3 separate regions of the Homo sapiens genome follow, and all the other regions are linked to region 1. Evidence: chromatin contacts called from ENCODE Hi-C or POLR2A ChIA-PET data. All regions are on one chromosome and are shown on one strand. Each heading gives the region's core, a stretch centred on a gene start or an enhancer-like site at or near the end of the contact. The rest is flanking DNA. Distances are from core to core; before and after follow the strand shown. Region 1 holds the start of PHLDA2 (pleckstrin homology like domain family A member 2). Region 2 holds the start of OSBPL5 (oxysterol binding protein like 5). Region 3 overlaps OSBPL5 (oxysterol binding protein like 5).

Region 1 (3,884 bases), core at 1,385-3,884:
TCCAGCAGCCCCTAAAGGGCCATCCACCCCCATACCCCCCAGGTCTTCACAGTGTCCATGAGGGGAATAGCAGAGAGGGGCTGAGTGGGCAGGAAATCCCCTAGGGAGGGCAGGGCCTCTGAATCTCGGCTGCACACCCTGCCCCCTGGCCTCCCAGCTCCTGCCCCACCTGTCAGAGCATCACCCCTGGGTTGTAAGTCCTGCCCCCAGGGGAGTGAGTTTCCCAGCCTCCCTTGAGAGGGCCACTGGGGTACAGGCAAAGAGAGGAGCTGGGCGGGGCTGGGGGAGCACACCTCACCTGGCCTCACCTGGTTTCCAAACCCTCTTCCTCCCCCTCATTTCTCTCAGCCCCTTATCTGCTCCTGCCTGTTCTCTGTCCCTTCCCCAAGGCCCTCTCCATCCTGAACCAGTTTCCTCTTCTGTGGAACAGGGGCTGGAGTGCCCACTTTGGGGAGTTCTCTGGGTTAGGTGGAGGCTGGGCACAGTGGTGGCATACGGGCACCACTGGCCCTTCAAGGTCTCCTTGGAATCTTCGAGGGCACGCCCTCCCCACAGAGTCCTCCAAGCTGTCCTCCTGGCCTCCAGTACCCCCGACCCCTATCCCCATCCTCATGTACCTGCTGTGCCCCTGGGGTTTAGAGGGATTCCTCTCCCCTCCTCTGGGGTCCCAGCACCAGCCAGGCCTGCAGGCACACAGTAGGTGCTTAAGCAACCACGAGTGTCGGGGGATTTGCCTGGAGCCGAAGTTCCACTGGCTGGCCCCTCAATGGGGTAGGCAGGCTGGTGGGCCTGGAGGTGTTCCAGGCACCTGTGGGCTGGCGCAGTGACAGAGCGCTCTGCCCCCGGCCGCTTCTCCTGGTCTCCCACTGCCCAGAGGTGCCTCTTGCCCAGGTCCCACTGTCCGGCAGCCCAGGGCCCTCTGGAAGCAAAAGAAGGGACACCAGAGTCCGAATCCTTCCTGCAGCCTCTCCGGAACAATGCTCGAATCCCCTCTCCCCGCCAAAGGCTGACCTCCCCTCACCCACCCACCCTACCTGCTGCTCCCTCACCACAGGATCCCAGCCCTGCTGCAAGGACAGGTGTCAGGTAGGGGGCAGTGTTGACCCGCCGGCCCCAGGCAGGTGTCTCACTCCCAGGCCAGAACCCTGGCACAGCCCAACCCTGCCCTCTGCCGGCACTGCCCCTCCACACCACATCCCTGCCCACTGCCAGGTCCTCTGGCCACACCGGTGGGACCACCGGGCAGCTGCTACCTGCATGCCATTCACAGAACCGGGTCTGGGGCGCTCCTCTGAGCCGGACGTCTCTTTATCCTTTACAGTGACCCTGAAGGGCAGGTGGAGGTAGGGCTGGTCCCAGGTCTGGGTTTTACGCTCTGCTGCCACTGTCTTGACATTTTAAATACATTTTGAATCAGGGGACTCTCGTTTTCATTTTGCGTGAGCCCCGTCATTGAGGCCAATTCTGACCCCAGAGTTGGGACTTCCTGCTGTAACCACCCCAGGGCGCAGCTAGGGGGCAGGGGTGCGGGAAGGTGGGAGACGTGGAGTAGTAGCCGGGGTCTCTGGGGTCCTCTCGGCCGGCTCCACCCCCACCCCTGGGAACCCGGGAAGAGCCGGCTTTCGCTTCCTGTCTATTAAACCCTTTAAAGGAAGAGGGTAAATAAAACCGCCCGTCTGCCCAGCTGGAAAGCGATGACTCAGCCGCCCCCGCCGACCCTCGCCCCCAGGCTGATCCCAGAGAGCGGGCGTCGCGGCCCAGCCCGAACCCCTCAGCTCCTGGGACCTCTCTCCGGTCCGGGTCGTGGGGGCGCGGTCGGAGCAGTCCGTACCCCAGTTCGGGACACTACGAGGGCGCAGGGAGGAGAACGGGCTTCCTCTTCCCCTTCCATTTTCTGAGCTCTATGGGTTGCTGGTCTAGCCCTTTCCACGTGTTCCCTAATCCAGCAAAGGTTACTGTTCCCATTTCACAGAAGCGAAAACCGAGGCTAAGAGAGGTGGTCGTTCTTGGCGCAGCCCGTGGGTGGCAAGATAGGAGCTCGGTCCGCTAGGGCAGGGCCACTTTCGGAGAGGGTCTCTGGGCGGCCCTGGGAAAGGCCCCCGAACAGGACGGAACGGCCAGGGCTCGGGAGTAAGGAAGGGGGCCTCGACCCTCCTTCTGCCCCGGGAGCCCGAGAGCGGCAGGGCTGGACTTGGGGCGCCTGGAGGGTGAAGGTCTGGTCCCGGCTGTCTCCCCACGGTGGGCCGGCCCCGGGCCCGCGGGTGCTTCCCGGGGCTCCCCGGCGTGAGTCATCGCGGGCAGGGCTGGCTGCAGCGCATTCTTCCGCGGGGCCGGCCTGCGAGACGGTGCGGGCGAGCGCCCGGGCGGGGCGGGACCTCGAGTCACCCCACGGGGCCGGACAGCTGGGGCACGGGGGGCAAGAGGAGCGCGGGCTTCTGAGATGGGAGGGGACGGCCGGGGACCGACCAGAGCGCGGACGCGACGGTGCGGGCCCGGACGGCTGGGCTTGGGGAGGGTATGGCCCGGGGCGCGCGGGGCTCAGGCGGGCGGGGTGGCCCGAGGGCCGGGGCGGGGCGGGGAGGGGCGGGGCGGGGAGGGGCAGCTATAAAGGCCGCGCCGGGGCCACGAGGAGCAGAGCCGGCGCCGTCACCGCCCGCATTGCCGCTCCCAGTCCCGCGCTCGGCACGACATGAAATCCCCCGACGAGGTGCTACGCGAGGGCGAGTTGGAGAAGCGCAGCGACAGCCTCTTCCAGCTATGGAAGAAGAAGCGCGGGGTGCTCACCTCCGACCGCCTGAGCCTGTTCCCCGCCAGCCCCCGCGCGCGCCCCAAGGAGCTGCGCTTCCACTCCATCCTCAAGGTGGACTGCGTGGAGCGCACGGGCAAGTACGTGTACTTCACCATCGTCACCACCGACCACAAGGAGATCGACTTCCGCTGCGCGGGCGAGAGCTGCTGGAACGCGGCCATCGCGCTGGCGCTCATCGATTTCCAGAACCGCCGCGCCCTGCAGGACTTTCGCAGCCGCCAGGAACGCACCGCACCCGCCGCACCCGCCGAGGACGCCGTGGCTGCCGCGGCCGCCGCACCCTCCGAGCCCTCGGAGCCCTCCAGGCCATCCCCGCAGCCCAAACCCCGCACGCCATGAGCCCGCCGCGGTGAGTGACTGCCCGCGTCCCGGCGAGCCCTGCGCCCTAACAGCCGGGACCGGGGCCTTTGGGAAAAACCACTTCAACCCCAGACGGCGGGGCGGGGGCGCTGCACCTCCTTGGGGGACCCGGCGCCCCGCAATCGCGCTGGCCCCCTCGCGTCAGGGTCTCGGGGCCCCTCAGGCTGGACCCGGACCGGCCCTGGCACAGCTCTCTGACCCAGTCCTTTCCCCACAGGGCCATACGCTGGACGAGTCGGACCGAGGCTAGGACGTGGCCGGCGCTCTCCAGCCCTGCAGCAGAAGAACTTCCCGTGCGCGCGGATCCTCGCTCCGTTGCACGGGCGCCTTAAGTTATTGGACTATCTAATATCTATGTATTTATTTCGCTGGTTCTTTGTAGTCACATATTTTATAGTCTTAATATCTTGTTTTTGCATCACTGTGCCCATTGCAAATAAATCACTTGGCCAGTTTGCTTTTCTACCATCCGGCTGTGGCTCAGTGAGACTCCTGCTGGGAGGGTGGAGGCCCAGGAATGGGCGGGCAGGACACCCTCATCCAGTCCTGCGGGGCTGGTGTGAAAGGCGCTGGGAACCGGCTTTGAATGAATAAATGAATCGTGTCATCTGCTGGGCCTGGTCCACACCCTCTTTTCCAAGCAGCCTCCCCAGAGGCCAGGAAGTGCCCTGGGGCTTGACCCTGGCTACCTTCTGCTCCTTGGTGTGTCCTGAGG
Region 2 (3,884 bases), core at 624-3,123, 240 kb before region 1:
CAGAGCCTGCTGGGAAGTGGGGCAGACAACTGACACCTGTCACTGAGCCTGGCAGGTGGCGTGTTCTTCATTTCTTGCATGGCCATCTGGCTGTCAGACACTACCCAGTGAGAGGCTCAACCCTCGTCCTGCTCCACCCCAGCCCCACCCTGCTGTCATCTATGGCCCCTTCCCCCACCCTCAGGTGCCTCTTTGACTTTTGACCTCTGCCCTCAGCAGTGTCATTTCATGAAACCCAGGCCCTGGACAGCCAGCATCAAGCAACTGGCAACCTTCCCTACTGCCGCCCCTGAGACCTCCGCCCTAGGGATAGGGGCTTTGTTTTCTTCCCTAATTCCCTTTGGATTGGCTCCAGCAACCAGCAAGTTACCAGGCAGCAGCACCTCAGCTTTGGGCGGAGTCTTCAAAGAGCAGACCCAGCAGTTGTATGTGGATCCCAGCTGCACAGACCCTCTCCTGCAGAGGCAGAGGCCGCCTGCCACAGGCCACGCGGAGCAGGGTCCCACCATGGCCCTGAGCATCTTGACTGAGCAGTTCTGCATCCCAAGGCCTCACAAGGTGACTATGGAATGGCAATGCTAGCCCTGGGGGTAAGCTTAGGGCAAGTCCGATCAGCCCACTCGCCTCCGTAAGCCGTGGGTTCCTGTGATCCGCACACAAGCGGCTGGTGCTGCTATCCCCAGGAGGATACCCACCAACTTGTCTAACGGGGTGGGCAAGGCCAGGGCTGAGACGGGAAGGGGTCTGGCTTGTTGTGGGCAGAGCACCTGCATGCTGTGCCGTTCCCCCTTCAGGTGCTGGAAGGAGCCTTCCTGGGCCGCTCGCCCTCCGCAGCCCTGCTGGGAGGTCTTGCAGACGCCCATGATAGCCAGGCTTGCGGCCTCCCGAATGCAACTGCAGCGTGAAACCGTAGAAACACACGTGTCAGTGGCAGTTCTGCCTGGGGAGGAGCCCAGGGCTCTCTGCGGAGGGTCAGTTCTGTCCCTGTTAAGGTTCTGTGTGGAAAAGACTCCACGCCCTCTTGGGGTCTACCTACATCTGGGGATGCCCGAGCCCAGCTCCCAGTTTTTCTGGTCATTTGGGGACATACCATAGGAAGGACCTGCAGTGCACCTCAGGCTTGGACACTAGGGATGCAAACGCCCTGGGGCCAGCCCTGGGCCCACACCCAATTTAGGGTCTACAGGCAGGGAGCCAGGGGCCAGGGGAGGACTTCTCAGCTCCCAAGGGGATGCTGTTTAGGGGAATTAGAATGTCTTTTATATACAAGAGAACTGAGGGGTCTAAAAAGGTCTCTGGGGGGTAGAAGAAGGTGAGGAGAAAACACAGGAAGAAATGCACATGAGGGGAGGTTCTTGTCAAAAGGGTCCTGAGAAAGACGTACAGTTAGAGTGTGACTGAGGGTCCTTCTTAGCACATAAGGGGCAGGGACAACGGGCTCAGATGTCTGGGGCTCCTCTTGTGTTCTGATGGCTCCTGAGACGGGGAGAAACGGCGACAGTTTCCTGGGTTCAGGAAGGGAGAGGAGGCGCCTCGCACCCTGGCTAGGGTGGGCTGGGGGCCTGCACCCCTAAGTTGGAGAACCCCACGAAGCTGACCCCACTCACCGCTGCCCACCCCGCCAAGCCTCCTGGCCATTTTCAGCGGAGTGTCCCGACCTCTGGCCGCCCGGGTGGGTGTGAGCCCCGGAGCGCGCGCGGGGGGTTGGGGGATGAGGAGAAGCGGCAGCCGGTGGGGGGCAGCCCCTGGGCGCCCGCTCCGCGCGGCGATTCGGCCCGGGTTTTGCGGCCGCCGCGCCTCCTCCTCCCGCCTCCGGGCTCCCTGGGCCTCCTCCCTCCGCCGCGCCCTCGCTCCGCCTCGCGCGGGGGGACCATCTGCTGGCATTTCCTGCAGCCAGGCCCGCGCCGCCAGTGGAGCCCCCGCGCGCCCGGCCGGCCCGGAGCACCGAGCTCGCGGCACGGTAGGAGGTAGGAGCGCGGCGGCCCGGGGGGCGGCAGGGCGGCGGGGGGATGGCGGGCTGGGAAGGATCCGGAGGGCCCCGCCGGGCAGGGCCGGAGCGAACCGAGGGCCGCGGGGGGCCGGCCGAAGGGATCCAGGAGCTCGCGCCGCAGCCCCGCGGACCCTGGCAGTAGCCAGTGCGGGGAACCACGCCGCGGGGCCGGTCGCGCGCTGGGGAGCTGGGGAGCGCGGGAGCCTGGGGGCGCCCCGGGCCAGGACGGGTCGGCGCCTGGCGGGTTGGGGCGGGTGGGGCCCGCGAGTGGGAAGCGGCGCGCCCAGCTCGGCTCCCCACTTGGTGGGGCTTAAAGGAGCCGGGACCGCCAGGGAAGGTGGCTGGGTCTGACCACCACAAACCCTGGCCAATCAGGGGGTCTGTCCCCCCAGCTCGGCCGACGCGGGCTCCAAGGAGCCAGGTCTTGATGGGTCTGCAGGGGGTCTGGGATCTGAGTCTGGCGTCCCAGCTGCGGGCTTGGGAGGACTGCTGTGTCTGAGTCCGCAGAGTCAGGGGGCTGCCTGGATTACAGGCTAGGGAAGGACCTTGCCCACAGCCCCCATCTCTGGGGCACTGACCCCCTGAAGATGTGGAGCCTTAGGGATTGTTGAGGTGCCTGAGTCCTCAAGAGGGTCTTGTGCACTTGAAGATTCCTCCCGGGGAGCGGGGTGCAGGAGGGTGGGGCAGGCAGGAAGGAGGCTGGAGTCTGCAGCCCCCCGGGCAACAGGCCCGTCCTGGGCTTCCCAGGCACCGCCCCCAACCCCCACCCAGACCGCTGGGCTGCCTCCTGTCAGAAGCCAACTGGAGTTAGGGTTTGGGGTGACTCCTGGGGGTATGGAGGGGTCACAGGGTGGGCTTACCTGCCCCTCCCTCGTCCCTGGGCTGAGCCCAGCCCCTCCCTCATCCTTGGGCTGAGCGGGTCTGCCCCGCCGAAGCGGCTGGGTGGATTTCCTCTCTTGCCGTTTCGCAACTTGCTCCCCTCTGTGTGTCTGCCCCAGTCTCTTCAAGGTGCCTTTTACAGGAAGACTTCTGTAAGGGTCCCACCCCACCTGATACAGCCTCCCAAAGCCTGGAGAAGTGGGCCAGCCTTTGGGATCCTAGATAGATGCTCTTGGGTCTGCCTGCACCAGGGCTGATCCAGATCCCAGACTGAACAGAAACTCTGCTCCCCAACCCCAGGAGTAAGGCCCCTCTGCACGTTTTTATCCCACCTCCTTGGTACACAGGGCCTTGCTGTTCCTTGAACCTGCCAGGTGAGTGGGGGCTTTGCAGGCATCGGGCAGGTTTGTGGCAACCTGGGGTGGCATCATGTGCCCAGCTGCTCCCTTCTGGTCTCAGGCTCCAGAACTGCAGATCCTATTGTCTGCCTGCACGCGTGTGGGGCTGGCCTGGGGTGCCAGGAGGCAGGCACCGCGTGTGTCTGTCTTGCCAGGCTGTGTTTAAGAAAGGTGACACAGCAGATAGGCCGGATGAGGAGCCTCTGACCTGCAGTCCTGGGCCTGGTCTCAGAGAGGCTGCCCTGCAGATGTCGAACCCCGGGCAGCCATCCTGCATGTCCAGTGGAGGCTCCTTTCTGGGTCCAGATTGGGCCATGAATAGGCCATGTTCTTCAAAGGACTGCTTTCAGCTCTTTACAGAATACCAACGCAAGACCGCCCCCCCCACCCAACCCCTACCCAGGATTGTATTTACTATGCTGAGAATGCCTGGTATCAGTTTCTCTCCTGAGATCCTGGCCTCACTCTGAGCGCTGATAGTAATCTGACATGTAACGCTTGGGGGAGGGAGAAACACTCTGTGACAAGCCGGCGGGTGGAAGGGCTGTGTGTGTCTCTGCCAGCTGTGTTTTGGGGACTGGTGCTCTCTGCTGATTCTGTGGTTAAGCCTGCACACG
Region 3 (3,884 bases), core at 685-3,184, 200 kb before region 1:
CTGCTCTCTTGCAGGGAAGGACATGGAGCCCAACGGCCCGTCGCTGCCCAGGGATGAAGGGCCCCCGACCCCAAGCTCTGCCACGAAGGTGCCACCGGTAAGAGCCTGGGTATAGGAGGATCCATGAGCCAGAGCCTGGCTCTGGGGACAGCAGGAAACGGCTGGGGAAAAGGACAGCAGGGCGTCCAGCTGAGCCTGCCATTCCAGCCTGTTCGGGGGAAACAGCTCCCAATCCTAGACTGTGCTGCTCCGGGAGGGCTGCTGGTGGATATTTGGGCTGTTTTCACCATATAGCTGTCATGAAAAATGCTTCCGTGAACATGTGTGCACGTGTATTTGACTATCAGTTTTCAGTTCTCTCAGGTATAAACCTAGAGTAATTGGAATTGCTAGGTCACATGGTAATTCCAGGATAATATAGAACTCTCAAAATTGTCTGTTTAACTTTTGGAGGAACTGCCAAACTCCTTTCCCAGCGGCTGCACCATCTTACATGGCCACCCACAGTGCACAAGGGCTCCAGTTCCTCACATCCTCACCAACGCTTGCTATTTTCTGATTTGTTGTTTTCTTTTTTCCTTTTTCTTTGAAATGGAGTCTCCCTCTGTCACCCAGGCTGGAGTGCAGTGGCACAATCTCAGCTCACTGCAAGCTCCGCCTCCCAAGTTCACGCCATTCTCCTGCCTCAGCCTCCCGAGGAGCTGGGACTACAGGTGCCCGCCACCACGGCCGGCCAATTTTTTGTATTTTTTTTTTTTTTTTTTTGAGACGGAGTCTCGCTCTGTCACCCAGGCTGGAGTGCAGTGGCGCGATCTCGGCTCACTGCAAGCTCCGCCTCCCGGGTTCACACCATGCCCCTGCCTCAGCCTCCCGAGTAGCTGGGACTACAGGCGCCCGCCACCACGCCCGGCCAATTTTTTTGTATTTTTAGTAGAGACGGGTTTCACCGTGTTAGCCAGGATGGCCTTGATCTCCTGACCTCATGATCCACCCGCCTCGGCCTCCCAAAGTGCTGGGATTACAGGCGTGATTTGTTCTTTTTTGTGTTATTTTTATAGCTATCCTAGCGGGTATGAAGTAGCATCTCACTGCGGCTTCAGTTTGCATCTCTAATGACGGATAACATTGAACATCTTCGTGCACCCATTAGCCATTTGTATGTCCTGTTTGGAGAAATGTCTATTCCAGTTATTTGTCCATTTTTGGAATGGGTTGTTTGCCTTTTTGTTGCTGAGCTGCAAGAGTTCTTTATGCATTTTGGATACTAGGTCCTTATCCGATACATGATTTGCGACTACTTCCTCCCATTCCGTAGGTGGTTCTAAATTATATTTTTAAGGAATTTTCATAGGTTGCAAAGTTCTGGTCAGCCTGAAGTTCACAGTTCTGAGCAGCACTTCTCATCTCTCAGGTGCCTCCTTATGGCACTGTCACTGATGCACAGTAGCACTGAGGAGTGAGCAGAGGACCTGGCATGCCTGGACGGGGTACCCACCTGGCCTGCAGGAGGGAGGAGTGGGCAGGCACTCTCTGCAGTGCTGGGGCTGCAGGGGCTGCAGTGACCAGACCCAAGGGTCCTGCCCAGTTGGGGAGCAGGGGTTGCAAGTGCTCCATCCCATGCCATGCGGTCTTGCCTCTCTCTTCCCCTGTTGCCTCAAATACACACAGCCCCATTCAGCTGCATCTAGTGGGAAGCTGGGCAGAGGGGAATTGGCAGCAGGTTCATGCGTCCATCCATCCATCCATCCATCCATCCATTCATCCATTCATTCATTCGAGATGCTTGCTAAGCCCCCAGCTGCCGGTGTGAATGGGCAGTAGGGTAGAACCCTCCCCTGGTGGAAGCCACAGACAATCATCAGTTCACCACAGAAACGGCTGCGTGGTTGTATTGCAAAAGTCCTGGGCGGGCCAAGGGTGGTGTGTGTCACCAGGACCTGTGCCAGCAGGGATATGAGCTGTCCTGCTTCTGGGGAAGCAGCTCAGGGAGCCTGAGAAAGAAAGGAGCAGGGGCTACCCAGCCACAGGGAAAAGCATTCCAGGCTGGGAACACCATGTGCCAAGGTAACTAAGGGCATCATGAACAAGATCCTGGCTCAGGGGACTCCCAGGAGGGCAACTTAGGACACCTTCTCTGCCAGCCTGGGTCCCTGGAGGCCTGTCAACTGGCCAGGGTCCAGCATATGCCTCGTCACTCAGATCTGCCTCCTCCTTATCACTCATCGTCAGCCCAAAGACTGCTTCCAAGTCAGAGCCCCCCAGGCACCCCATCTTGTGCCGTTTTCTTCTTGTGATCCTGAATGCTCTTACTTGGCTAAGAAAGTGCCACAATGGAGCAACACTGCCTGGGTTCAGTCCCAGCTCAGCTCCTTATTAGCTGTGTGACCTTGGGCAGGTTTCTGAACCTCTCTGTGCGTAGGCTCTTCCTCTGTACAATGCTGAGAATAACAACGATGACCTGAGCTGTGGGATCTAACGTGCTTACATCCATGCACAGAACGCAGAACCGCAGCGCTCACCTGACCCCTGGCTCCTCCCGCCTCTGCGTGCTGGTGGCTGGTCTGCCTCTCCCTGAAAGAGCAGGACACTGGCATCTTTACTTTCTAACCTCAGTGCCTAAGGCCAAGCCTGGTGCCCAGTGCTGCCAGGACCGCCAGTCCGTGGAACGGTTCCATGCCCTGCCCCTTGCTAGCTCTCCACCTCTCTGTGCCTTGATTTCCCAGGCACAGAAATAAAATAGGGACAATAACCGGCCCCACCTTATGCATGGCTGGAGAATGAGGGGGATGAATACAGGCAGCACCCGAACAGGACCTGGTGCCCCAGCAGACAAGGCTTTAGCTCTGTACTTAGCACCATCATGATTGGGGTGGGGGCAGTCCCCAGCGCCCAGGGCTTCTAGCCAGGAGAAGGCCTGAGGGAGGCTTTCCTCGCCCTAGAGGCTCCGCTGGAAAGTGCTGAGCACCCGCAGACGCCCAGCCAGAGCAGGGCAGGGCGGGCACGCTTTCTCTGGAAAAGGCCAGACGGCATTTAGGCCCCGCCGCGGCGCAGGCTCCGTTCCAGGTACTCAGCACAGCCATCCAAGCACGAGAACAGCCACAGACAACGCCTGCCGGATCGCCTGGCCATGTGCCAAGAAAACCTTATTTATGGACTCCTCATTTGAATTTCATATAATTTTCACATCTCACAAATTATTCTTGTGATTTTTTTTCAACTGATTAAAACTGTGGAAGCTGTTCTTAGCTTGCAGACCACGCGGAAGGAGGCAGCAGGCAGGATTCGGGTCGTAGCTTGCTGTCCCCAGCCTGCAGGCTTTAGACCTGGTTCTGTGTCCCAACTCGCCCCCTACCCTGCCTCAGGTTCCCCATCTGTAGAAGAACCGTGGCCCCCTTCTGCCTCCAAGATATTGGGACTGCCGCCCTGGGCCCGTGCAGTCAGCCACATGCTGGGGTCAGGTTCGGACCTGGACAGTGACCTCTGCCCACGGCTCCCAGGGGATGGGGTGGGCACCCCCACTGCACACCCCCCACCAGTACATTGGCCCTGCCCAGAGCTGGGCACATGCAATGGCCAAGGAGCAGCCATGCTGGGTACCGTAGGGGGAAGACAAGGCAGGGAAGCTGTTCTTTTGGGTGGATGCAGGGCTGGTCCCCAGAGACCCAGCGTGAGTGCTTGTTGCCACCATCTCATGGCCGCCGCCGAGCTCCTCTTCTGCGAACTCCACCCTCTGGCACCCTGACTGCTTTCCTCAGCGGCCTCCCAGGTGTCCCCTCAAAGACGGCTGTCCCTCAGGGCTCAGTCAGACCCGTAGGAAGTCAGCCCTGAACCCTGATGTCCCCACATTTCCCTCCTTCCTGACCACCCTGCCCCATCCCAGCATG

What was found. Hi-C counts contacts between places; a loop is a spot of excess contacts on that map. ChIA-PET counts read pairs that join two places held with the same protein, here RNA polymerase II (POLR2A). Pooled maps may share reads with other maps.
Region 2: a loop to region 1 is called in a map of ascending aorta, with 3 times the contacts of the local background. The contact joins the promoter of OSBPL5 here to the promoter of PHLDA2 in region 1. A Hi-C loop is called at or near these places in 2 of 168 maps with a recorded cell type or tissue (ascending aorta and endothelial cell of umbilical vein) and 6 of 50 pooled maps. POLR2A ChIA-PET finds 5 or more read pairs at or near these places in 1 of 52 experiments (A673).
Region 3: a pooled map shows a loop between it and region 1 (2.3-fold over the local background). The contact joins the enhancer-like site here to the promoter of PHLDA2 in region 1. A Hi-C loop is called at or near these places in 3 of 50 pooled maps. POLR2A ChIA-PET finds 5 or more read pairs at or near these places in 2 of 52 experiments (BJ and MCF 10A).

Annotation. Positions count from the first base shown.
Region 1 is chr11:2,928,170-2,932,053 of GRCh38, reverse strand. PHLDA2 (pleckstrin homology like domain family A member 2) reads left to right here and starts at 2,634. Exons shown (of 2, transcript NM_003311.4): 1 at 2,634-3,158; 2 at 3,387-3,781. The coding sequence starts at 2,690. The coding sequence ends at 3,148. RefSeq lists enhancers at 1,530-2,138, 2,139-2,748, 2,749-3,357.
Region 2 is chr11:3,163,299-3,167,182 of GRCh38, reverse strand. OSBPL5 (oxysterol binding protein like 5) reads left to right here and starts at 1,873. Exons shown (of 22, transcript NM_020896.4): 1 at 1,873-1,967. RefSeq lists enhancers at 679-1,391, 3,135-3,828.
Region 3 is chr11:3,122,686-3,126,569 of GRCh38, reverse strand. It overlaps OSBPL5 (oxysterol binding protein like 5), which reads left to right. Exons shown (of 22, transcript NM_020896.4): 3 at 15-97. Among named protein-coding and RNA genes, the nearest start is that of OSBPL5, 41 kb to the left of the region's middle. RefSeq lists a silencer at 1,837-2,131. Within about 2 kb of position 1,934, at least 21 of the 41 ENCODE cell types and tissues checked have a DNase peak (open chromatin) inside an H3K27ac peak, as active enhancers do.